6 separate regions of the Mus musculus genome follow, and regions 2, 3, 4, 5 and 6 are each linked to region 1. A link is a loop called in an ENCODE intact Hi-C map of the cell type or tissue named here. Cell type or tissue: heart. All regions are shown on one strand.

The links. Peaks named below come from ENCODE experiments on the same cell type or tissue, not always from the same donor. Only the 100,000 strongest peaks of a DNase experiment are listed, where the experiment ranks them.
Region 2: it touches region 1 in a loop (4-fold over the local background); 4 of 42 quality-filtered maps call a loop at or near these places.
Region 3: it touches region 1 in a loop (4-fold over the local background); 12 of 42 quality-filtered maps call a loop at or near these places.
Region 4: it touches region 1 in a loop (4-fold over the local background); 2 of 42 quality-filtered maps call a loop at or near these places.
Region 5: it touches region 1 in a loop (3-fold over the local background); 40 of 42 quality-filtered maps call a loop at or near these places.
Region 6: it touches region 1 in a loop (2.7-fold over the local background); 3 of 42 quality-filtered maps call a loop at or near these places.

Annotation. Positions count from the first base shown.
Region 1 is chr2:26,559,873-26,563,872 of GRCm38, forward strand. No RefSeq gene overlaps it. Among named protein-coding and RNA genes, the nearest start is that of Gm36171, 6.7 kb to the left of the region's middle. In heart, a CTCF peak has its summit at 1,971 (motif pointing left); a DNase peak (open chromatin) is centred at 1,959; H3K27ac peaks cover 1,793 bases; H3K27me3 peaks cover 298 bases.
Region 2 is chr2:26,472,825-26,476,824 of GRCm38, forward strand. Notch1 (notch 1) reads right to left here. Exons shown (of 34, transcript NM_008714.3): 14 at 3,524-3,669; 15 at 3,250-3,363; 16 at 1,297-1,416; 17 at 857-1,009; 18 at 1-188. Among named protein-coding and RNA genes, the nearest start is that of Mir6996, 4.7 kb to the left of the region's middle. In heart, a CTCF peak has its summit at 2,168; DNase peaks (open chromatin) are centred at 2,387, 3,027 and 3,397; H3K4me3 peaks cover 1,053 bases; H3K27ac peaks cover 3,518 bases.
Region 3 is chr2:26,151,875-26,155,874 of GRCm38, forward strand. No RefSeq gene overlaps it. Among named protein-coding and RNA genes, the nearest start is that of Tmem250-ps, 13 kb to the left of the region's middle. In heart, CTCF peaks have their summits at 1,607 (motif pointing right) and 2,304 (motif pointing right); no DNase peak of the experiment used is centred here.
Region 4 is chr2:26,407,490-26,411,489 of GRCm38, forward strand. It overlaps Inpp5e (inositol polyphosphate-5-phosphatase E), which reads right to left and starts at 1,730. Exons shown (of 10, transcript NM_033134.3): 1 at 278-1,730. The coding sequence starts at 1,098. Sec16a (SEC16 homolog A, endoplasmic reticulum export factor) reads right to left here. Exons shown (of 30, transcript NM_153125.2): 30 at 1,942-3,464. The coding sequence ends at 3,396. In heart, a CTCF peak has its summit at 1,770 (motif pointing left); a DNase peak (open chromatin) is centred at 1,812; H3K4me3 peaks cover 2,114 bases; H3K27ac peaks cover 1,426 bases.
Region 5 is chr2:26,451,398-26,455,397 of GRCm38, forward strand. All of the region lies in intron 1 of 0610009E02Rik (RIKEN cDNA 0610009E02 gene), which reads left to right. Among named protein-coding and RNA genes, the nearest start is that of 0610009E02Rik, 7.5 kb to the left of the region's middle. In heart, no CTCF peak of the experiment used is centred here; no DNase peak of the experiment used is centred here; H3K27ac peaks cover 114 bases.
Region 6 is chr2:26,501,589-26,505,588 of GRCm38, forward strand. It overlaps Notch1 (notch 1), which reads right to left and starts at 2,234. Exons shown (of 34, transcript NM_008714.3): 1 at 1,910-2,234; 2 at 293-371. The coding sequence starts at 1,970. Gm35978 (predicted gene, 35978) reads left to right here and starts at 2,339. Exons shown (of 2, transcript NR_132655.1): 1 at 2,339-3,241; 2 at 3,576-3,759. In heart, a CTCF peak has its summit at 2,230; DNase peaks (open chromatin) are centred at 303, 883, 2,273, 2,873 and 3 weaker places; H3K4me3 peaks cover 3,249 bases; H3K27ac peaks cover 3,435 bases; H3K27me3 peaks cover 1,753 bases.

The sequences.
Region 1 (4,000 bases):
TGTCTTTGAGACCCTTTCCCCCTACTGGGCTACCTCATCTGACCTCTTAGGAGAGAATGCTCCTAGTCTTACTGCGACTTGATACACCAGGGCTGTTTGATAACCATGGGAGGAGGAGGAGATGAGGGAGTGGGGAGGCCTGAAAGGAGAGGACAGAGGGACATTTCAGTAGGAGTGTAAATTTAATTAATTAATTAATACGATAATTCATGTGCTTTGCATGTTTGTTGGGTCATGTGACCTAGGTCTGGCTAGGCATGTTGAATGTCGGAGATCAGAGAGATCCATCAGGATATAAGGGCAAGAGGTTGAGGGTAAGCGGAGTAACAGAGAACAGAGAGGCCCAGGGTCCTTTGTGAGTCTAAGCCCAGGGTCTGGGCTGAACCTCAGAGCTGGTCAGACTGGATGAGAAGGGCTGGGGACAGTGAGGAACTGAGCCACCTGGGGCTGCTTGCCCAGCAACCAAGGTCAGCTTCAAGTCACCTCTCCACTTCACTTGTGAATAACAGCTCTTCCCATCCCGAGGGAGCCTGTGGCCACCAGACACCTGCTTTCTCCCTGTTCCCACAGTTCTTGCCTTCCCTCCACAGTCTGTCTTGGTACCTTATTGGGGCTCGCCAGACTCCATTGGCTTCTAAAGGCTCTCGGGGACACTGAGGCATGCCACCCAGGCTACAGTCCCAGGGCTATAGACCTGCTTTCAGTACTGTGAATGCCAGGTGTGCAGCTGGAAGCCTGCAGCCAGACACCCTGAAGTTAGGTTAGTATCCTGAAACCTAGACACCACAGATCTCTGGACAAAGCCTGTAGGCTGCCCTCCCCAGCCTTTGTACCCGAGTGCAGAGTACAGAGCCCTAAAGGGCCTTCAAGTGCTGTGAGGGTGGACACTGCACCGTGCCTCTACTTAACAGAGCTCCGTGTGCAGGCTCAGGTGTGACCTGCCTCTTGTAGGGACCCTGGAGACTGAGGTCCTCACTGGATACTGCACCCACCCACTGCCCGTCCTGTACCCTGGTTTCTCTGACAACCCAGTTACCTGTTGCTGGGGGTCAGACGTGTCTGTTGCCAGGGCCAGGGATGGAGCTGAGCAGAGGCAGTAAGGCAGAACAGGGATGTCCCAGCCCACTCTTCTGGACACACAAAGGCCTGCTGACCATCCATATGCTGCTGCTTTGATTTGTTGGGGCGGGGGCTGGAATTGGCTGACATGCTCCAACCTATCGACCTTGGCACAATGGAGCACCCTGCAGGCAGGCTTGCGTATCCTTGTGCCCCATTACCTTCTCAGAGCCCCTTCAACTGGGCTACAAGCATCCCAGCTGCTGCAAGCCAAAGGAGTTATTACTCAGCACTCATGCTTTGCTGGCTGAACAAGAGGTGTTCGGTGAGGGGCTAACGAGGGGATGTCAGGGAATGGAAACTGAGAGCAGCATCAGCCCCAGAGGATGAAGCATGGCTTCCTGCTGGCCTCAGGAGCTCCAACACAAATGCCTTGTCTTCATCTGTGTCTGCCTTGCCAAAGTCCTCTCCAGTCCACAGTAGCACTAGTATGGACCCACCTGTGGTCCTGTGCTGACTTCCAGTCAGGACCGTCAAGTTCCTCGTCTCTGAGAATGGGGAGCTCCCATCTGAGGGGAGGTTGCAGAGGAGGCCTGGACTAAGAGTGGGGAACCCTCCTTGCCTCTTTTAGGAGAGCTTCCTCCTTCTCCTCCCCTCAAACTTGTCTTTACCCCTCCCCCACAAACCTTCCTAGTCTTCAAGCAGCTGGTATCCCTTGGTAGGCCATGAGGATACTGAAGGGTTTTCGGAGGCCTGGATATTGATGGCCATTGGGTCTAGGGTGGGAGAGAAGCTGAGGAAGGTACAGGGTCCAGACAAACTGTGGGTACCTGGAAGAGTGGGATCACACATACCTATGTACACAGGCTACATCCATGACCGTTTCTAAAGCCACATTGTCCCCTTGTGGTCACCTTGTGGTTCTGCATCATCTGGGATTCCTCCCAGACCAGAAGTGAAATAAATACGAGGTGCTCAGAGCAGGCTGGCAAGAACTCTGGCCACTTGGGGTTTACAGGGACGGAGGAAGGGAAGGAGCTGGGGAGCCCCTTGCTCTAAACACTGTGGTTTGAACTCAGAGCCTGTGTTTTTGACCTGGAAACCTACACTTCCCTCATCCACCCCAGGGTTGGAAGGAGAGGACTCAGGACCTCTCCAGAGAAGCAGGGCCAGGGCCAACAGGGGTAGGTAGGGACCTGCTCCTCCCCACGATCCAGGCCGGTGGGGAAGGAATGGCAGGGCTGCCACCTCCAAGGACTGCAGACGAGGAGATTGCATACCAATAAAGCAGAAAGAAAACAAGTAGATAGAACTGAGATTAGAATGGACCAAGAGGGAGCTGGGGAGGGGAGGACCGGAGTTTACATCCCAGAACCAGCATGGCAGCTCACAGCTGCCTGTGACTCCAGTTCCAGGGACCCAGCACCTCTCATACAGACAGACATGCAGGCAAAACACCAATGCATATAGAAATGAACGAGTTTTTAAAAAATAAATAAATAAATAAATAAATAAATAAATAAATAAATAAATAAAATGGACTAACAAGCAAGTCAATGTAACACAGTTAAATCTGGACAGACTTGTAAAAAGATAGCTCTCAGAATAAACCAAGGAAGAGACATACTCCACCAAAGTCAGGCTCCAAAGATGGAGCGTTGGCTCACACTCAACAAGCACCAGGAAAGCAGTGTTTCAGTCAGGAGCCACTTTGGGGTCAGCACTCGGGAGGAAAGGGCGAGAGGAGAGCCCATGGTTAGCCCAGGGGCATCATGAGATGGGGAGAGAAAGTGGAAACAGGGAAAATAATGTGTTAGAGTTCTGAAATACCTGATGATCAAAAATTTGGCAACTCAGATGACATAAAAATTCCTCGAAGGACAAAAGTCACTAACACAAGAAGAAAAGCAACAGAAAAATCCTGCACCTACGAAAGTTCAATTTATAATCAAACTTGGTACACTGCCTGCCTGGCACGCATGAAGCACTAGGTTTGATTCCCAGTGCCACATAACACAAAACCAAAACCAAAACAAGCAGAGGACAGGGTGAGATGGCTCAGGCTAAAGGTGCTTGCCACCAAGATCTAGGATCTATGTCTAACACAGTGGGAAGGATCCTGTTCCATCCCTGAGACCCACAGGTTCTCAGGAAAATTAGAACTGACTCCCAGAAGTTGTCCTCTGACCTCCATATGAGCATGATCTCACACACGCGCATGTGCGCACACACAGGAACACACACACAATACATACTCACACACATGCACACACTCACATGCACATACACACACATACACCCACACTCACACATACACACACTCACACACACACTCACATGATAAATTTGATTGCAGTACTGCAGTCCCAGTGCCAGGCGAGTGGGAAGAGCAACTGTGGGACCAGCCTGGGCTACAAGAAAGTATGCCAAAAAAGGTGGTCACAGGACAGTCAGGCTGAAAAGAGGCTTCATTGGTTAAGAGTGTGCACTACTCTTGGAGAAGACCCAGGAGATCTGAGGTCCCCTCAAGCAACTACACTCATCGACACATACCCCCATACAGCTTAAAATAAAAGTAAACCTTACCCCTAGCCCCTCACCACCTTCCGCAGGAAGGAGAACCAGCCCTGAGGTCATGAGAGTGGGTGAGGTGCCCTTCTCCCTCACCTCTGTAACAGTTGGGAGATCAGGCCCTTCACCTCTGGCTCTGGTGGAGGGGGTTTAGGAGAGCTGGCCTGGAGGGCAAGTGTGTAGGTGACCTGGTTTCACCAAACACTGGTACGAGGAGTCTTGAGTAAGGGTGGGTGTGGGTGTCTCCCCCCACCCCATCTCTCACCATCTGCAGTATCTGAAAGAGCTGACCCTGGGGTCCTGAGAGCAGGAGAGCTAGACCTGCTCCCTCATTGGCTATAGCAGTTTGGAGAGCAGGCCCTGCACCTTG
Region 2 (4,000 bases), 87 kb before region 1:
ATTGAAGCCCACGGGGCAGGTACATGTGTAGCTGTCCACACAGTCAGTGCAATTGGCACCATTTTGGCAGGGATTGCTGGCACATTCATTGATGTCCTCCTCACAGAAGGCACCCTGGAAGCCGGGCAGGCAGTCGCAGAAGGCTGTGTTGATGCCATCGGTGCAGGAACCCCCATTGTGACACGGGTCTGGAGGGACAGAAAGATGAGCCTTAGGTGGCCACTGGCCATGCTTCGGGGACCTGATGCTGAGAAGGTGGTATGGGGTGGCAAGTGCTCACAGCAAGCCTTGATGACAGTAGTCAACAGGGGCCCATCCCAGCACTGAGCCTGGAATCTGCTCCGCATACACTTTTTCCCTCAGGCCCAAGGCAGTCATAGGGAAGCCCATTCCCCTACACACACACTGATGGTGCCAGGCAGAACCTCCCTCAATCTCTCTCTGCCTTTAGCTTTGACTCAGGATGCAGGGCATCTCTAAAGCCCTACACAACTCAATGGGTCCTGACAAGGGCCGAGTGTCAAGGTTGAATACAACTAGGCCCCATGCCATCATTTTGAAGTGCCTGGTGCCTCTGCTCCATATCACTCAATTGGGCTGGGAAATCTAGCAGCAAAGCCCGTGAGAAGCACACACTGATGCTCAACAGCCTCCTCCTGGCCTGTCTAGCCTCTGGCCTGTCTCTTTTTAAGGCACAGGCAAGTGGACTAAGCTGAGGGCACAGCTATCCACAGTCCTTCATGACTGCCGGGCACCAGGGCTATTTTCCACCTCAGACTCTCAGCAGCTCCCTGTCATGTGTGCTTAGGAACAGAGGCACCGAAACATAGGATGGACAGAGCTGGGTACCACTTACTGGGGCGGCAGTCATCGATGTCACTCTCACAGTTGCGACCTGTATAGCCGGCCTGGCAGAGGCAGCGGTAGCTGCCATTGGTGTTCTGGCAGGAGGCCCCATGGCGACATGGGCTTTTCACACACTCATTGATGTCAACCTCGCAGGTTTGACCTGTGAAGACAAAAACTCATTTGGTTACCTGCCCCCACCCTCTGAGCCTCTGTCCTAGCTGGTCTGTTTATCTCCAGTGCTTCTCCCCTGACCTCTGGGCAACAGAAGGATATGGAGTTGGAATGGGAAGGACCATCTCCTGCTCCCAGAGCTTCCCAGAGCTTCCCAGAGCAGGTAGCTCAGCATTGATGGGCTCCTTTCTCGAGACTGCCCCACAGGCTGGCCAGGGCCCCTGACTTCCCATCCACCATCCTTGTCCCAGCCTGGTGGGACCAGGCAAGCCTCACCTTGCCAGCCTGTGGGACAGACACAGGAAAAACTCTCATAGTCTTCAGACTCCTTGCATACCCCGCTGTTTTTGCAGGGGCTGGTAGCACATGGGGCCAACACCACCTCACACGTGGCTCCTAGAAAGAAAGATTTGTAGAAGATAGAACCCAGTGAGCCTGGCCCATAGGGTCTTCCATAAAGGGGGGCGGGGGGTAGGTATAGGAGATGCTGTATGATTGGCCAGCCAGACTCTGATCCCGGGAGGAATGACGATTACTGACAGGAGGTTAGAGATAAAGCAGAATCAAGTTTCTCTCTTAAGTCACTTTTTTTTTTTTTTTTTAACGAGCATAGTATATTGCATGCAGGTGTGTAAGAGTGTATGCAGAAGGAGAGACGGATATCAGGTGTCCTCTACCAACCCCGCATCTTATTCCTTTGAGACAGAGTCTCACTGAATCAGACGCTTTGCCATCTTAGCTAGGCTGGCCAGCCAGAGAGCTCTCAAGATGTCTCTGCTCCCAAATGTTGGGGTTATGGGCATTTAGAGGTACCCTGTTTTCATGAAACAGGCTTCATGTTTCCACAAGCACTCTTTCTCCATGAGCCATCTATGTAGTCCCGGAAGCCATCTCTCATCTCCCAAATGCTCCACGATGAAGCCTGGGCCTTGCCCAACCAGAAAACCTCAAAACAAGACCCTACTATAACAGGTGGTTGAGCCTGGAGGAACCTGGCCTGCTCCCCATTCCAGGAAAATCCTTGAGCTGATTCTGAAGCTTTAGGTCACAGCAGGCTCACTCCTGAGACAGAGCTACTGTGGCTACCCCAAGCATATCCTACTTGGGGAACATGGGGTGCAGCCTCACACTAGGGCAGTGAAATCTGATAACCGCTTGGGGGAGCCACGAGTAACCCAGGTGACTCTCCTTGCAATCCCAGTTAGCTTTCCTGTTTATGGCCATGGTTGGCTCCAGGAGCTAAGCAAGGAAACCTTATCTTCCTTGTCTCCCACCATGTCCCCAGCCCACTGGTGAGACTCTCCAGGGCCTCTCTCTCTATCGGTTTCCACGGTGACCTGGGCAGACAGGAACTTTGACAGAGTTTCCGACAATTGTGCAAAGGGAAGCAGGAAGCTGGTCAGCGCGGCTTGACTCCTCCCGCTAGCCCCGATAGCAGCAAGACCAAAAGGAACATGGGGTGTGCCTGGCTGCTGACAGTTTCCTCACTGACCAACACAGGAGACAAAATCCAGGCCCTTTAACTTTGTCAAAGAAAACAGCATCCTGCCAGGCATCATAGGAACACTGGAAGGGCCTCCACCTTCACAGACCCACTTGCTATGTCCAGAACCTAGCAGCAGCAGCATGAAGCCACCAGTACTCTGTGGCAGTATTTGGAGCTGCAGGGTTGGGGGCCATGTGGTCACGGCTTTCATGTTCAATGCACATCTCTCCTGCAGGGGGTCTATTTCTCGCCATTCCTCAGGCAGTGCCCATGGCAGGAGCTGCCTCTGTTCATCTAACAGAGGGCTCCTTGTCTCCTCACACAAAGAAGCTGCCATCAAAGGAATCCCAGGCCCAGCCAGCAGAGGAGGGCAGCCAGGGCCCCCAGAGGCACAGGCAAAGTGGACCCTGATCCATGCAGTACCTACCAGTCAGCCTCCCAGACTTTCTCTGGAGGAGTCCAGTGCTCACCTCACTCCAGACATACCAGATAAACACCCGGACACACGGCCTGGAGCTTCCTCCTAGGCATCCTCTGTGTTTGCCCATCTGGTGACTATCCCCAGGCCCAGGAGGCCTGGGCTGTAGCCTGGGCTCAGAGCCTTCCTGCTTAACTACAGTTCCAGTCTGAGGACCTAAGACCCTCAGCGAGGAACAGAACCTTCTTCAGTGCCTGGTAAGCCCATATACTCTTAGCTCCACTAGCTACCACCAGAGCCAATTCCAGTCCCTGGCTGTTCGTACCTGTATATGGCAGAGGACAGTTGCACTTGTATCCAGCGACATCATCAATGCAGGTCCCCTGGTTCAGGCAGGGGTTGGAGGCACATTCGTTGATGTTGGTCTGGCAATTAGGGCCTGTAAGGAAGTTGAGCAAGAGGAGGTGGGCCAGAGCCTCTGCCCTATGCCTTTCCTCAAGAGAACTAGGATCTCTGCCTGAGAAATGCTAGCTCATCAGGTGGACCGAGAAAGAGACCAAAGGGAGGACCCATTCTGCTGTGTCACCCGCCACACTTACCACTGAAGCCTTCTCGGCAGGTGCATACGTAGCCACTGGTCATGTCCTTGCAGGTGCCACCGTTGACACAAGGGTTGGACTCACACTCGTTGTTGTTGATGTCACAGTTTGTTCCACTCCACCCAGGGGCACAGTCACACTTGTACCTACGGAGAGGCCTGAGCTGTAGCCTGGGCTCAGAGCTCTCCTGCTAAACTACAGTTCCAGTCTGAGGACAAGGCCACATCATCCACTGGGCTGGAGGTACCCACCTGGCCCAAGACCGTGCAAGGGTTCCAGACTGGAACAATGCCACCTTGACAATGCTGACCCTCTGTATAAAACTTTAATAGTTTTAACGGAGACCTTAGTAATCTCCTCGTCCCCCACACACTGACAAAGGGCTGCTGTCACCACAGTATCAGACAACTGTTTCAGCAGCCACAGTGTGCTTAGAGTCTATATCCTGAGCTGATGCTAGCCAATGAGGATACAGCC
Region 3 (4,000 bases), 410 kb before region 1:
AGAAACACAACTCTAATTTGTGACGCTCAAATACTCACCGGAGCAGGGTCAAACTCCCAGTGGCCAGCCCCTTAAAGATAACTGAGTCCTTCCCTTCCCTACCCTTGCCAGAAGCCAACTGTGAGGAGCTACACTACAGCATTGTTATAATTTTTAAGAGTTCTCGCTTCCTGTTTACACTGTTTCTTTTGGGAGGGAGTTGGGGAAAGAAGTTGTCACAGAAACCTTCTGATCGTTCATTCTAATTTTTTTTTTTTGAAAAAGGGTTTCTCTGTGTAGCCCTGGCTGTCCTGGAACTCACTCTGTAGACCAGGCTGGCCTCGAACTCAGAAATCTGCCTGCTTCTGCCTCCCAAGTGCTGGGATTAAAGGCATGCGCCACCACTGCCTGGCATCTCTCATTCTTAACTATAAGTCTGCAGTCATCCACACCCTGGCAGAAGAAGCCCCCTGCCCTGTGTAGTCAGCAGCAGCACAGATCAAGGAAGTCTGGCTACAGCATGGGCCATGGCATCACTATCTGTGGTGGAAAGAAAGAATATGAATTAGAAAAATGCTTCTGTGGGGTTGTTCTAAAGGACGTTTTCTTGGTTGATAATTGATGTGGGAGGGCCCCCTGTGTTGTGGATGAGGCCATCCATGGACTGATGGTCCTGGGTGCAGTGAGATAGCACAGTGAATTACTGGTGGTGGTGGCACTTGGGAGACAGAGGCAGGCAGATCTCTGAGTTTGAGTCTGGTCTACAGAGTGAGTTCCAGGGCTATGCAGAGAAAACCTGCCTCAAAAGTAAACCAAACAAGAGGGGAAGAGGGAAGAGGGAAGGAGGGAGGGAGGGAGGGAGGGAGGGAGGGAGGGAGGGAGGGAGGGAGGGAGGGAGGGAGGGAGGGAGGGAGGGAAGAAGAAGAAGAAGAAGAAGAAGAAGAAGAAGAAGAAGAGAAGAAGAAGAAGAAGAAGAAGAAGAAGAAGAAGAAGAAGAAGAAGAAGAAGAAGAAGAAGAAGAAGAGGAAAGAGGAGGAGGAGGAAGGGGAGGAGGAGGAAAGAGGAGGAGGGGAGGGGAGGGGAGAAGAAGAGGAAAGAGAAGAGGAAGCAGGACGTTTGTTTCCTCTTTGATTTTCTTTTCATTTTCTTTTTGTTTTTGTTTTTTTTTGTTTTTTTTTTTTGAGACAGGGTTTCTCTGTGTAGCCCTGGCCCCTTTTCATATTACCGAGGATCTCTAGAAGGGGGTCCAGGGTGGGAGGCTGTATCCTGAGACAGATCTTCCTTCCTTTTTCTTTTCTTTTCTTTTTTTCTTATTCTTTTTTTTTTTTTTTTTTTTTTTGAGGCAGATCTTTCAACCTGTTCTTGGTGCCTCTTGGTGCCTCAAAGTTGGGTTTTACCTGAAGTGGAGGGGAATCCAGGTCTACCTATTGAACATCACCTGAGATTTCAGCCACTCCCTTCTGTCTCTCTCAGCCAACTGTAAATAGTTCTGCCTTCTAGCAAGGTTCTGAGTTGTATTCTAAGAAAAGAGCCTGCGGTCAGCATGGGAGTTCTTGGCCTGCCAGAGGGCCTAGGAGGACCACTTGGGGACTTGCCCTAAGGGCTGGCCAGAGGTCCAGGCTCAGCCACCAGGAGGCGCATCTGGTCTGAGCTGGGGTTAGCCTAAGGCGTCAGTCTCTGCTGGCATGGGGCTGGTGGAGATCTCAGCTCTATCCATAGTTGTCTCTGAACTGCTATACGGCCAGCTCATGCACTTCAGCACTGTTCCTCTCACCTAGGGTCACTGAACATCCCAGCATATTGCTTCATGTCACCCCAGTTTATTTCCATTTACCTCATTTCACCTTGGCTCACCTCTGAGTACCTCAGTTCACTCGGATCACCTAGTTCTTTGTGCTTCAGTTTACTTCCAATCTAGAAAGATGGAATATGGGGCCTTCAGTGAGTAGCATCCATGCTGGACCCTGACTTGGGGACCTCAGCAAGATGGTGGGTTCTGACTACAGAAGTCCGGGCTTCCTTGGAGCACCCAGGGGAATTTTTGGATGGGGGGTGATGGTGAACACCAAGCCTAACAGGGCTTATACCCCTGTCACAGATGACTAGGGTGGAGTCAGTTAGAAGGCAGGGGTGTGGGAGTACTGAGCGACACCACGCTGCAGGTCCCCACAGCTCCTGAGTGCTCTGACTCAGTGGGTTGGGTCCCCATCTGACCTCTAGAGGGCCTGCTTCCCGGAGACCCCAGTGAGAGGGTCTCACACCTCAAGAGCTCAGTCTGAGCTTGCTACTTTTGGAAGAGCTAAAGGAGACTGGAGCAGTTTTCTGATAAGAACACTAGGGGGCAGTCTTGTGCTTTCTTTCCACTTTTCGCCCTGTAAAGAGAGGTGCAGTGGAGGAATGGGAGTGGTAGTGACAAAGCAGGTGACAGCTCCTCTGTGCAGCACCCCAGTTGTGCAGGGGAGTAGCCCACACTGCTTTATTATGAAAGGAGGAGCTATCCTGTGGATGGCTACAGGCTTTCTTGCACACCTGCAAAGATCACTCCCAGGCTCCTAAGGTTCATCTCCTGGCATACATGCGCATGCACGCACACAGACACATAGACACAGACACACACAGACACACACACAGACACACACACACATAGACATAGACACACACACACCGACACACACACACAGACACACATACCTTTCCCAGATGAGGAGATGGAGGACACACATGTGGAGAAGCTGGTGGCTGGAGTGCAGGGCTTACACTCAGTTATCTGTGGTGGAAACAAGGCAGGGCCAGGTTCCTCCAGGATGCTCACGGTGTTCTCCATCTCGGTGGACACAGAGGACACAAGTGTTAGACCATCTGTCCAATGAGGTGAGTGTGGCTGGTTCACACAGGCTGCTGGGCACAGAGGGCCAGGAGCAACTGTTAGTGGTAAAGCCTGTGTTGGTAGATAAGAGAACTGCTACATTCTCAGTGGCCCAGCACGTGTGCAAGGAGACCTCCTGGCTCCTAGCCACTGTTGGTGCAATTGTCACAGGCAGACGTGGAAATCAACTCCACAATCCTGTGACTGGCTGGGCTTGTTCTCACCTGGAGTGTTGGCTGCAGCGTGGACCAAGGTGCTCATACTCCTATGCACTTCTGTCACCAGCTGCATCTCAGCAAACATCTGTTGGTCAGATAGGTCTTCAGCATAGAGAAGGTCTTGGCACCCCAGGTGCTCCTAGGGTTCTGAGAAGTTCCGTTAGGTCTGAACAATCTGAATAGCCTCTTACAAGGACATGGTGGGCCAATGAAAGAGTTGGAGTGAGGCTGAGGTCCAGTTGGTAGAGAGCTGGCTTAGCATCCATGAAGCCCCAGGTTCAACTCCAATGATGCGTAAACTGGGTGTGGTGGCACATGGTTATAATCCCATAGCACTCCAGAGGTTGAGGCAGAAGAGTCAGGAGTTCGAGGCTATCCTCACCTACATATTGAGTTCAAAGCAAGCCTGGGCTACAAGGGACCCTGTCTCTTTGAAGAAAAAAAAAAACATAATAATGAAAAACAGACTGTATCTTTAAATTACAGAGGGGTTTACCTGTTGGAGCAGTTTTAGGATTACCTCATCCTTTCCCAAAGTTCACAGCGCCACAAAGGTCCTCTTGATGTTGTACAGTCTGAGGGTTTGTGGGTTTGACAGGGGTGTGTGATATATGTCAATCACAGGGCTCCAAGAGCATTGCACAACCATAAACTCTGGGCCTGCTACTCATCTCTTGTGGCCTTTGCTCCAGGTTTATTTTATTTTGAGGCAGGGTTTCTCTGTGTAGCCCTGGATGACCTGGAACTAGCTCTGTAGTCCAGACTGGCCTCGGACTCAGAGAGTTTCCTGCTTCTTTAAGTTGCATTCTTTCCAGCCAGGTTGGGGAGGGGCCCACACTGTTCTTACAGAAAGACACAGAGCAGGAAGTAAGGGACTTACACCCGTGAGTACAGGCAAGCCAAGAGCAGAGCATCTATGACTTAGCCATGTCCTGTC
Region 4 (4,000 bases), 150 kb before region 1:
TGTCTTATTTTCCATTTCCAAGTCTTAGGCATTCTCTATTCGGATCCATTCACATAGCCCCTGGGTAGCTAGTTCTTTTATATCTATTTATGTAGATGGTGGCTCACGATAGCCCAGACTGGCCTTGAACTTGTGATGATCCAACCTCAAGTCTTTTAAGATCTGGGATTACTAGCAAGAGCCACCATGCCTGGCTCAGTTTGCTCTTGGCCTGATGAGATGAGGGCCTCTGATGACAGCCCCAGAGCTCCCTCCCCCTCCCCCCTGAAAGCCCTACCTGCTTCTGATGTCCTTGGTGCGGATGGGGGCCAGAAGGCTGAAAGATCTGGCTGAGTGAATGGAGTGATCGTCACCAGCCAAGGGGCTCCGGGGTCTGCTAGGGCCCAGGTTGCTGTGGGCCCTGACCAGTCTGGTCTGCATGCGGAGCTTGTAGTCCGTGTGCTCGGGGTCAACCTTGTTTGCTGTTCTCAGGGAGCTGGAGGCTATGCTGAGGTCCATAGCTGGTGGTGTGTGTGAGGCATGCAAACTTGCCAACCTGGAGGGGGGCCCACCTGAGGCAGCATCTCTGTGCAGGAGGTCCAAGGAGGTGCTGATCATTCCAGAAAGACAGTCACTCCACAAGGATGGGCTCCCTCCCTCACTGCCTGTGGCCCTTCGGGACTTAGGTATCTCCTGCAAGGATGTGCTGAGGCAGGGCAGGGGACGGCTGTAGGCAGGGGACTGGGCTACTGAGTCTTGCAAGGAGCCCCTGCAGGGACTGGCCCCATTCTGGACAGTCAGATCCTCCTGACTACCCCGGAAACGCCTCCTTCTCCAGCCCTTGTCATCGAGGGACAGGGTTCGCTCCAACTTGGGTCTAATGGGTGGCTGTGGGGTGATGAGATTTGCCTTAGTTTGTGGGTTCTGGTTGCTTGTTTTTGCTGGAATGCTGAAAGGAGGCATGGGGTTTGTCTCTGAACCCTGAGAGTCAGAGGCTGGTAAGAAGCCTGGTGTTGGGATGAGCTTCTTTTCCGTGTTCGGAGGCTGTCCCTGGAGCATTCTGCCTTCTAGCTGCCCAGGTGCCTCAGTGTGACGCAGGCAAGCTGACTTGGATGGCATAGTCCAGACCTGGCCAGCCCTGACCCCCTCAGCCTGGCCCTCCTAAGGAAAGGGATCCTCCCTGGGAGGTTAACAAGCAACTCTTGTTGTCAAGGATGCACGTCAGAGTTCGCCAGCTCGATGCCATGAAAACTCGAGTGGCTCCCTTTGTGGCATGGGGCGGTCCTTTTGGAGGAGGGCCTGTAGCTGCATGGCTGGAGACTTGAGAGTTCTCACCGATGCCTGAGGAAACGCAGAAAAATCTCTTGGCTCCCCGAAGTCAGCTCGCTAGTCTTAAAAGCGACTTCGTGAGAACAGGCGCCAGGGGGTCGGGGCTGCACTTCACGGAGCTGCACAAGTCTGTCCAGCACCCCCGGCCAGCCCTCCACCCCGCCGAGGCAGAGTAGGGCAGCGCGCTCAGCGTCCTAGGCTCACCTGCGCCCTCCGTTCGGCAGCAGACCCGCCGCCGGACGCCCGAGGTCTGATTCAGCCGGGCCCAGCGCTGGCGGAGGCGGACCTAGGCCAGTCACGGTGGCAGCTGGAACAACGACTGCGGCCCCGTGCCTCGGCCCCCGCCCCCGCCCAGGGTTCGCCCCAGCTCAGTCTAGTGGTCACCCTGGCTCAGGTTCCGTTCTGTAGTCTTCCGGAGAACTGCCCGGCCCAAGACCCTATCGCCGCCACAGCGCCCTCTCGCGGCCGGAGGACCACAGCCCGGTGCCTGGAAGCCACGCCCGACACGAGCTCCCGCCCTGCCAAGCCGCGGCAGGACCAGGCACAGGCAGTCACACCCAATAGCTGCCCAAGGCTCTACCAACACTAAAGATCTCGCTGGTCTGCCCCTCAAAACACAAAGGAAGCCATAAATTAAGTTACTTGAGAGCCCAAAATATTTTATTTAACAATGTGAATTTTGGAAAAATAGCAGCTCCCAGGGAGGAAGCTTCTTGAATCCAAAGTGGTTGGCAGTCAACACAGAGCCTGGGCAGGGTTGAACCAGAGGCAAGGGTCCTGCCTGGTCCCAGCAAGGACACAAGTTGCTACTGACCCACAGGGACAGGCCTTTCTTAATGACAGGAACAGGAGGGTCCAAGTACACTCATCTATGGAACGTCCTGGAAGCCATTCTGTGAGTCTTTCCTAGATGATGCAAGGAACCAGAAAACCGGGAAGGGCTGTACTAATTCCATGTTCTACAATTTCTAAATTTAATACCAAACAAACCATTTATGTTTTCTACCTGCTGATTTTTAAATATTTAACTCTCTTTCCCTTCCTCTTTAGAGTGTAAGGATAGTTTTAGGAACAGTCAGTGAAGCCTTAAAGCTTTGACTCTTATGTGGTGGCAGCTCCTTGAAGTGATATGGGTGAGCCAGTGAGTCGCTGCTGAAGGTCCCTGGTGGGCTTTGGGGTAGAGATGCAAGGTTCCAGAGTGTGCGCTAGGACACCGTAAGCCACTCCAAGATACCACCAAGGCTTTAAGTGCTGTCTGCAGGTGACATTGAGTCAGCTAGAGGGCTCCATACAGACTCCTGGCTAGGAGGGCAGTACGTTGCAGCACACAGCCAGTTTTTGACCTGGTTAATCAGATCAGCAGCTTCAGAATATCAGCTCCCTGGGGCTCTCCCCAGTGACTGAGCCATGACGGAAAGCTCGGAGCAAAAAAAAAACGCACCCAGCACTAATGAGGCCACAGAAAATGGAGTGAGGCTGGAAATGTTGGAGAGACATGCCCTTGTAACCACTTCCTCCCCAGCCTGGGAGCCGCTGCCATCTGGTGACCCTTTGAGGAGCTGGCATGTACTCCCCAGTTCACAGGACAAGGCACAGTTGCCCAGTGCAGTTTGAGGCTCCTCTTAGGCCAGACATCCCAGCAGTCAGTCCTCTCCAGGTAAGCAGACAGCCTTCTCAGTAGCCTAAGGATCCCTGGTTGGTTTGCACCATTTCTCAGGTGAGAAAGGCCTTGGTGTCCAAGTAACTGTGCTCTCCTGTAGTGAATCCCTGCCTAGCCTCTCTGCGGGGATATTCTCAAGTGGCTCAAACCTTAATTTGTCTAAAGTGACTAAAAAAGAAACATTGTTCTTTTACATAAAAGACTTTGAATTAGATTCATTCTATCCAGCATTTGAAAGGAACCTTGAAATCAATTTTTCAATCATTCATATACATAGGCTGCAAGGAAGGAGACACACAGTATGACCGGCTCTGAGTTACTGCCATGTCCATCTGGGATCCACGAGACCTGAGGCAGCTAGTTGGTTCTTGGTGAAGAACAGTTATCTAATCATCTCAGGGTTCCAAATAAGAATCCAGCAGCAATCCTAGTTCAATGCCGCATATTTTCTTTGGCCAATCCTCCCTGGCCTTGAATTTCCCGAGGTGACAGAAGCCTAGAACAAAAGGAACAGCAATGACCTACATGTGTCCATGCCCAGAGGCTGTCCAGCGATGGAGCTACAGGATAACCCCACAGATCAATAACAAATGGGCAGACTCTGTGTTAGCTTCAAGTGTAAGCAAGACCTTCTGTATGTGCCAAGTTCCTGCTGCTCAGCATTTCCTAGCCCACAGCACTGCAGACATGATTTGTTTTTGTTCTGCCAATTCTGTCAAGGTCAAAAGAGCTGAGTTAGCACTACAGAGCGGGGGGGGGGGGGGGGGAGGGGGGGGCAGCTAAGGGTTCACTGAGTGCAAGGGTGGCCAGTGGCCTATAATTTTCTACTCCTGAAAGCACAAGGACGCTGCATGCCACGAGAGAACACTGCATATATTCTTCCTCCCTCACTAGACCTTACTGGGATCTAATCCAAGAAATCTGTCAGAACTATTCAACCACAAGCTCAAAAGAAAAATGAGATCTTGGAGTTGAAAATATGGACAAAAATGTTGATATCAGCAGCCTCATCTGCACAGGGCTTAGCACAGG
Region 5 (4,000 bases), 110 kb before region 1:
CAGGTGGAGAGAGCAGCATCCCTGTCCTTGATCTTCAAAACGGAGGGATTCTCTGGAGAAGCTCCACACAAACCTTTCGAAATCCACAGTACACATAGCTCAGTCGGGCTTGAGGATACTGTAGTAAAAGAGCCCTGTTTCCTAACTCGTATGCAGCTGAGGATTGGCCTGGGTCTCCACAGCTCCACAGGGTGGGGTCTGGAGTCACATAGTAAAAATCTCCCCATAGAGTGTCCCTGATAGCAAACTTTGCAAGACTCATGGCTGGCTGGTTCCCGGAGTCTCAGAAGGACAGCAGCACTCCATCACTTTTGATTGTAGGCATAACCCTGCTGCTTTGGCTGGGTTTATGGCACTAATACCCTTGGGTCCCTCTTTGTGCTGGACAAAGCAATGCAGAGCCACATTTGGTGCCTCCTTTGACAAGAAACAACACCAGCATAGCAGTCTCTCCCCTCACCTTCTTTATTCCTTTGCTTACATCTTTATAGACAGGATCTGGCTTAGAACTCCTGAACCTCCTGCCTTTACCGTCCTCCCCTTCGCCCCCCAGTGCTCCCAGTACTACATCTGGCTCCATGGGTTGTTTATCTGTGCTGGTGGAGATTAGCCTGTCTGGGATGACATTTTGACCATGTGTGGCCTCTAAGCACCTTCAGCATGGCCAGTGCAGATGGTGATAATGCAGGTGAGCTGGCACAGTGGGTAAGGGTGCCTGCTGCCAAGGAGGACAACCCAGGTTCAGTCCCTAGGACCCACATGGTAGAGGGAGAGACTGGCTCTCATCACTTGTCCTCTGACCTCTACATGTATGGCATGTGTTAGCACACATATACATAAGCAAATAAATACAAATAATAATACAAAGAATGTCAACTCTGTCCTTTTCATACTTCGCTTGTGTTGACTGCTAGTTAAGTGGTAACTGTGGTTTCATTGGACGAACCAAGATGTAGTATTGAAATAAATTCACCTGCTCCTTTGACCTTTTTAAGGGTTATGAAGTACTTTGAATGACCTATGTGGTTTCCGTCTTATTTCTATTGGAATGGGCTTCTCTGAATGACCCCAGGAGGCTAAGGAAGCCCTTCTCTCTCATACTGAAGATATACACAGACAGTGGAGCGAAGGACACTTGGGACAGGAAGAGAACTAGTTCTTGGGTTTGTTTTTGTTGCTATTTGGTTTGGTTTCAGTTTTTTGAGACAGGGTTTCTCCTTGTAGCCCTGGCTGTCCTGAAACTCACTCTGTAGACCAGGCTGGCCTGGAACTCAAGAAATTTACCTCCGCCTGCCTCCTGAGTGCTGGGATTAAGGGTGTGCAACACCACCACCAGGCTGTTCTCGGGTTATTTATATCTGCTTTTGTTATTTTTGAAACAGAAGTTAGCTATATAACTCAGGCTGGCCTTGAACTTATGGCAGTCCTCCTGCCTCAGCCTCTAGAGTGTTGGATTTACCATACTTGTCTGGAACTACTTACATACTTGAATGTTGAAAAGTAGGACTTAAAGTCAAGCCTGGTGGGGCATACCTGCAATCCTAGAACTCAGGAGGCTGAGGCAGAAGGATCACAAGGTTCAGCCAGCCAGAGGACGTAGTGTGCCCCTGCTTACTCACTACTGCCTAACTCACTGCCCTCTAGTAGTATATACATAATAACTATTCTTCTAAATTGAAAACAAACAAAAACATTACAAGATGGCAGATCCCTGGGGAGTGGTGGTGTCTTAGTTAAGGTTTTTATTGCTGTGATGAAACAACGACCAAAAAACAAGTTGGAGGGGAAAGGAGTTCTTAGGCTTACACTTTGACAGCACTGTTCATCACTGAAGAAAGTCAGGACAGGAACTCAGGGCAGGATCCTAGAGGCAGAAGCTGATACAGACAGAGGTCATGGAGGGGTGCTGCTTATTGGCTTGTTTCCCATGGCTTGCTCAGCCTACTTTCTTATAGAACTCAGGACCATAAGCTGGCCCTCCTCCATCAATCACTAATTAAGAAAATGTCTTACAGCCAGATCTTACAGTGGCATTTTCTCAATTATGGTTTCTTCCTCTCAGATAACTCTGTAGTTTGTGTGTCAAGTTGATGTGTTACAGCTAGCCAGCACAGATGGCATTTCATTGTGGGGGAAAGGCAGTACCTAGGGAACTGAACTGGCCTGTGTCCCTGAGAGATTTCGGCATCCAAGACATCACCTCAGCCCGAGACTGGATCAATCTATCCAGGTTGCTGTGTAAACAGCCCCACACCAGTTGGATTTCACAGGAATTTCCTTGTCCTGGAGGTCTGTGACCGGGTACCACAGGGCAAGTTGCTCCAAGACCACTCAGTTGCCTCTGCTCCCATGTCTGTATATGACCATCTTCAGTGTGTGTATGACACAGAGCTCATCTCCATACCTCTGTCTGCTTGGGATTTGGTCCTGGAGTATTTCTGTTGAGAGACAGCAGGGCCCACTGTCCTGTAATCCCCCCTAAACAAAGGAAGGCTGAGGCTGCAAGACTCTATTTTCTCTCTGGGCTGTCTAGCTGCTGGGTGCCCAATTTAGTCCTTACACTGTGCATATGTGTGTGCCTGTGCGTGTGAGCATGTATATGTATATATGGCATGTGGAAGCCAGAAGGTATCATTCTCATTCTCAGCTTGGTTTTTTAGTTTGTTTTTGAGACAGAGACTATTTTAGCCCTGGGCCTCTGTCTCCTGAATGTTGGGGTTAAACATGTGCCACAATGCCTGACTCCATCCTGGTTTTTGGGGCAGGGTCTCTCTCACTGGACCTAGTGCTTGATTGATCATTGGCTAGGCAAGTGGTGCTCCAGGATCTTGTCTCCCTCCCCACCCCAGCACAGGATTACAGATGTATGGTCATTCCAGGACAGCATGTGGATGCTGGAGATTCCAAACTCAGGTCTTTGTGCTAGTGCAGTAGGAATTTTTACTATCTGAGCCATCTCCCCAGTCCTCGGCCTTTTTGTTTTTAGTTTTTGAGACAAGGTCTCTCACTGGGACCTGCGACTCACTGATTAGACAAAAGCTAAGTAGGACTCTACCGATCTCTACCTCCCCATCTCACAGATGCTGGGATTACAGCACATGATCATACCCAACTTTTTTACATGACTCAAAATGAGGAGCTCAGGTTCATAGAACAAGGAATTTATTGAAGGTTGTCTCAAGCCAATTTATTGATTACTTTATTTGGTCCTGGGGATGAAATCCAGAGCCTTGCACAGAGTAAACAAACCCTCTACTACTAGGCTACATCTTTAGCCCTTTAAAAATATTGTTTTACATGTTTTATTTATTTCCAGTGGCTTTTAGGGGCAGATAGATGCTCCTTAAGAGTACTAGGTTTAAGTGGGTGGCGTGGTACACACCTAGAATCCCAACACTTGGGAGATTGAGGCAGGAGGATGGTGAGATTGAGGCCAACCTGGGATACCCAGCAAGATCCTGTCACAAAATAAAAGAGAACTTGTTGTGTCCATGGGACAAATTTCTGAAAGTTCCCATTTTGCTTGGATTTTTTTTTTTTTTTTTTTTTTTTTTTTTTTTTTTTTTGCTAGTTTTAGTAGACTCACAGATTGTGGAATTCTAGCATTGACGGGTCTGGGACCTTCACAGTGCCATGCAGCCTTCTGCCTTAGACGTACACAGTGCTGGACTATCCATGCAAAGTCAAATGTATAGGCATTGTCAGTCATACCCATTTCCCTGGACCCAGGAATGGCCACTCTGTTCTCTGTCTTTGTGGCTTTACTTACTGAGGACATTTCATAAAGATGAAATCATGTGGTCATTTTTGAGATGTCTTTCACGAGCCCTGTGTCCTCCTGCAGCTCACCCACATGTTAGTAGGTCTCAGAGCTTTGTTCCTTCTAATGGCTGAAAAATACTCCACTGAATGTTTACTAGGGTAGATACAAAGAGAGGTTGTGGGGTTGGCAAGTCCCCAGAGCTGTACCTGGCAAGCTGGAGACCCAAGAACAGGCAAT
Region 6 (4,000 bases), 58 kb before region 1:
TCCAAAACAACTGTTTCTCAAGCATTTTAAATAAGAACTAGGGCACCAAGAATTCCCAGGAGCCTGAGGGCCCACGAAGGAGTGTGCCAACCTCCAGGGGCCAGAGTAGCTCCACACGCGGCATAATTGCTGGTGATTAAGTAATTGCCAGACTTTGTCCAATAAAAGTCAGCACGTGACTGCACTCAGCCTCGGGGCTGTCTTCCGAAGACAATAGCCCAGTGTTCTGTCCCCAGAAGGCAGGGGCTCTGCTCTGACAAAAGCAACAGGTCCCCTCAGGGGCGGTACTCACACACAGGCTTCAGTGCCGTTGGCCACTTCGCACCTCCCTCCATTCAGGCAGGTCCCACTTGGCTGGGAGCATCTCAAGCCTGGGGGAAGGTCAGAAGAGAGAGGTCAGGCTTGGTTCTGGGCACCTAACTCCTTATAGTCCTGATGGTGGACGGAGATTAAAGCCATGGTGCCTATGCACTAGAGTTATTGGCAGTCCTGAGGGGGTGCGGGACGCGGTGGGGGGGGCGGCTTACGAATCAATGTTCTGCTCACAGTATTGTAGTCAAAAACTAGTGGGGAAAGGATAGGCTGGCTAGGTGGCAGGTGTACCGCCCCACTCATAGTGAGGCGAAGTGGACGGCAACAGAAAGACTTAGCAAATTCTCCCAAACTTCTAACCACACAGCCAAAGTGGGAGGGGATTAAGGTGCCCAGCAAAGCCCCCCGACAAGCCTCCACCCTTGCCTCAGTTCAAACACAAGATACGAGGGGACCGCAGGAGGGAGGGGGTGGCCACACTCAGCTCCCCGGATCGTGGGAAAAAGCGACAGCTGCGGAGCCCGCCACCCCGCCCTCCAACAAAGCGCCGGCCCGGGAATCAGAGCGGCCCATTGTCGCGCCAGGGCCGCCTCCTGGGGCAGCGGGGCCGCACCCGGAGACCTGCCCCGCCTACTCCGACACCCAATACCTGTTCGCAGGCATCTCCAGGGGCAGCCCCCGCCGCACCCAGGGAGGGGGTCTTAGAAACCCCACTTAGAAGGAATTCCACCCCGTTCTCGGGAAGGGGCTATTATTAATCAAGCCCCTCCCACGCCATCTTAAAGAGCTCTAAAAATTAAGCCTCGATGTAGGGCTGAGCTCGAGCGTCACATAAAACCCCACTTTTAAGGAAAGGGCAGGCAGTTCTCTCCTTCGATTACTGGGAGAAGAGTGCAGTTGGTTACTACAACAGGAGTACCCCGTTCTGTGAAGCCGGAAGGGAAATAAGGGCTCCCCTCTCCGGCTCCCGTTCCAATCAGCACAGGATTTTCAAACTTCCGAAATGAGTCAGTCCCACGCCCACCCTAGGCAGCAAGCCGCCTGCACATCGCCCCTCTTCGAAAGTTTGATTCCGGCTAGGGGACAGCGATCCCAAAACCCCATACTAGGAGTCCAGGGCACATCGTCTCTGCCCCGCTCTAAGTAAGCAACGAGAGTATAGCGCCCCTGACCTCACACTGCACCCCAACATCCGCCCTAGCACGGGCCGGAGGCAAAGAAGAATGAAAATAAATGGTCCCAAGAAGCAACAGGAAACCAAAACCGATTCGATTCAAATCGAAAAGTAGAGGCGCAAGCAGCATGTCCGCCCCCGCGGCGAGCCCCAGGAGCGTCTACCCAAGTGCGAGCCAGGGTTGGGCCTCCGGGGCCCCATACCACACTTCCAGCGTCTTTGGGCGCTATGAGAAAAGTGGGTACCCCTGGAAAGAGAAGGGTCCTCCTCACACGCCAGGACACCAGGTCCCACGGTCCCGTCCACCCGCTCTGGCTCTCAACTCTGGCAGCTGGTCCCTTACTCCTATCTACCCAAAGCGTGCGCAGGGCGCAACAGAAGTTTCTGAAAGGCGCCCGAAGTTGCGGGCTCGCGGGAGCCTACCTCTTGCGGCGAGCGCGGGCAGCAGCGTTAGGCAGAGCAAGGGCGTCAGGAGCCGTGGCATGCCTGCTCGCCAGCTGCCCGCAGCCCGGGCGGCGGCCTCTTGGGGTGGCCGGCGGGGATCGGACGTTGACGCACACCACCGGCGGTCCCGCAGGCGTCCACCCTCTGATGCCCTCTTTCCTGGCGGGTGGGCGGCGCTGGGCTCTCAGCGGCGCTGGGCCCTACAAGGCACCCGGGCTCGTTCCTTCACTGCGCTCGCACCCGCGCCCAGCGCCCGCGCCCTGCGCCCCACGCCCCTGCGCTCCCTCCCGCGGCAGAGGCACTAGTGAGGCTCTGAGCGGGCGGGCGCTCCGCCCCTATGGGGGCCCGCCCCTGCCCCGCCCCATCCCAGCGGGCTCCGCCCCTGGTTCCTGCGAACCCTTACCCCCTTGTGGACCCTGTCCCTCCCAGCGCTTTGGTGGGTTCTGCGCCTGTCCGGGCTAGGGAGCGCGTCCCGAGCCAGGATCTAAGGATCTTATGGTTCGCAAGACAAGGAGGAATGGAGGGGTGTATGGAATGGGCATCTAGGAACTACTTCTTGTTCGAAAGTTTACAGAGACCAAAAGTTTGAGCTGGCGCTGCGGAAGGATCAGGCTTTGTGTGTAGCCGCCCTCTGCGACATTTGGCCAGAATTTGCATTTCAATAGTAGAGGAGGTACGGGTCTTGTGGGAAAGGAAAGCTGCACGGGGAACCAGCTCCATCCTGGAGTTAGGTCTAGGACCGTGGGCAGGAGCAGCTGAAGTCAAGTTTGGGGGGAATCCTGGGGCAGGAGTTTAAATGTGGCGCCCTGGCAGCGTTGCGCGTGTCCTGTCCCTAGGGCTCCACTCCTGGGAGCTGTTTGGTCTCGGCTATAGGCATCAGGAGGATTGAGGCCAGGCACTCTTAGCCATGACTTCCGGAACGCTTGACCTTAAACGATGATGGCGTCGCGCCCGCAGCCTCTGTAGAAGGGAGTTCGGGGCTCCCTAAGGGAACTCCCCAAGGACTAGTGCCTTGCTGGACAGATTGCGCTCTCGATTCCCAGCAGGAACCCGAGTCTAGACGTTCCACGGTCACCCTTCTCACTGGTCCCTGGCTGTGTCCGACTTAGGTGGCCTGGGAAAGTGCAGAGTTCCAGTACAATGACTGCTAGCGTCAACACAGCCTCTCATGCTTTATCTCCACCTTGATGTTTGGACATCCTGTGCTAAGCTGCTTAGCACTGGGCGTCCAAGATGCCTTCCTTATCCCTTTGCAGTTAAAGTTCAATGGAATCTGGAACGAACAACACCTCCCCATCCTAAAACACGGTGGTGAGTTCAACAAGGAATAAGGGCCCCAGATTATATTGTCCTAGGACCCTCCCATCTCCCTTGACACACCTGTTCCTGAAAGGCACTAAAGGGCCAGTGCCAACAGCTGTCCAGCCCCCATCTCCTGCTCCTCTCAGAAACTGGCCTCAAGCCTGGGGGTTAGCAGCATGGGGTCAGTACCCGAGAGAAAAAGCGCCCAATGCTACAGAAATATTTATATAAGAGATCTGCAGCTCCAGAGAGCAGTTCCATAGAAGGAACGCCTGACTGCAAGTGCCTCTTCTGAGATGGGTCCTGAAGGCCTCTAACTGCTTATGTGTCGACTATATTCCAGCTTTGTCAGCAGGCAGCCTGACTTGGATACAAAGAAGGCCTTATCCTTCTGGAGTCTGGAGACCTGCGCTGACCTGGCGACATCTGCCTACCTGCCATCCCGTCTGTCCATGGGTGTCTGTATCTCTTCCACTGTCTTTGTCTAGCAATGAGTATGGCTGCACAGCAGACCAGCTGAACACAAACACTTGTTGGCTCTTTTTATAAGTAGAGGCCAACCACACAGGCAGGAGAACTTAGCTGTGGAACCCTGGGACAGCTGAGCCAGAAAAATGGCCTGGGTGGGGGGCAGGGCTCAAGTTCTTGGCAAGTGGGTGTGAAGCTGTTTCACACAGTAGACAGGAGATATTGGTCCTTCTAGTCCTGTGTCTACCAGGAAAAGGGCTTGGAGGGTAAAAACAACCAGCCAACCAACAGAAACAACAG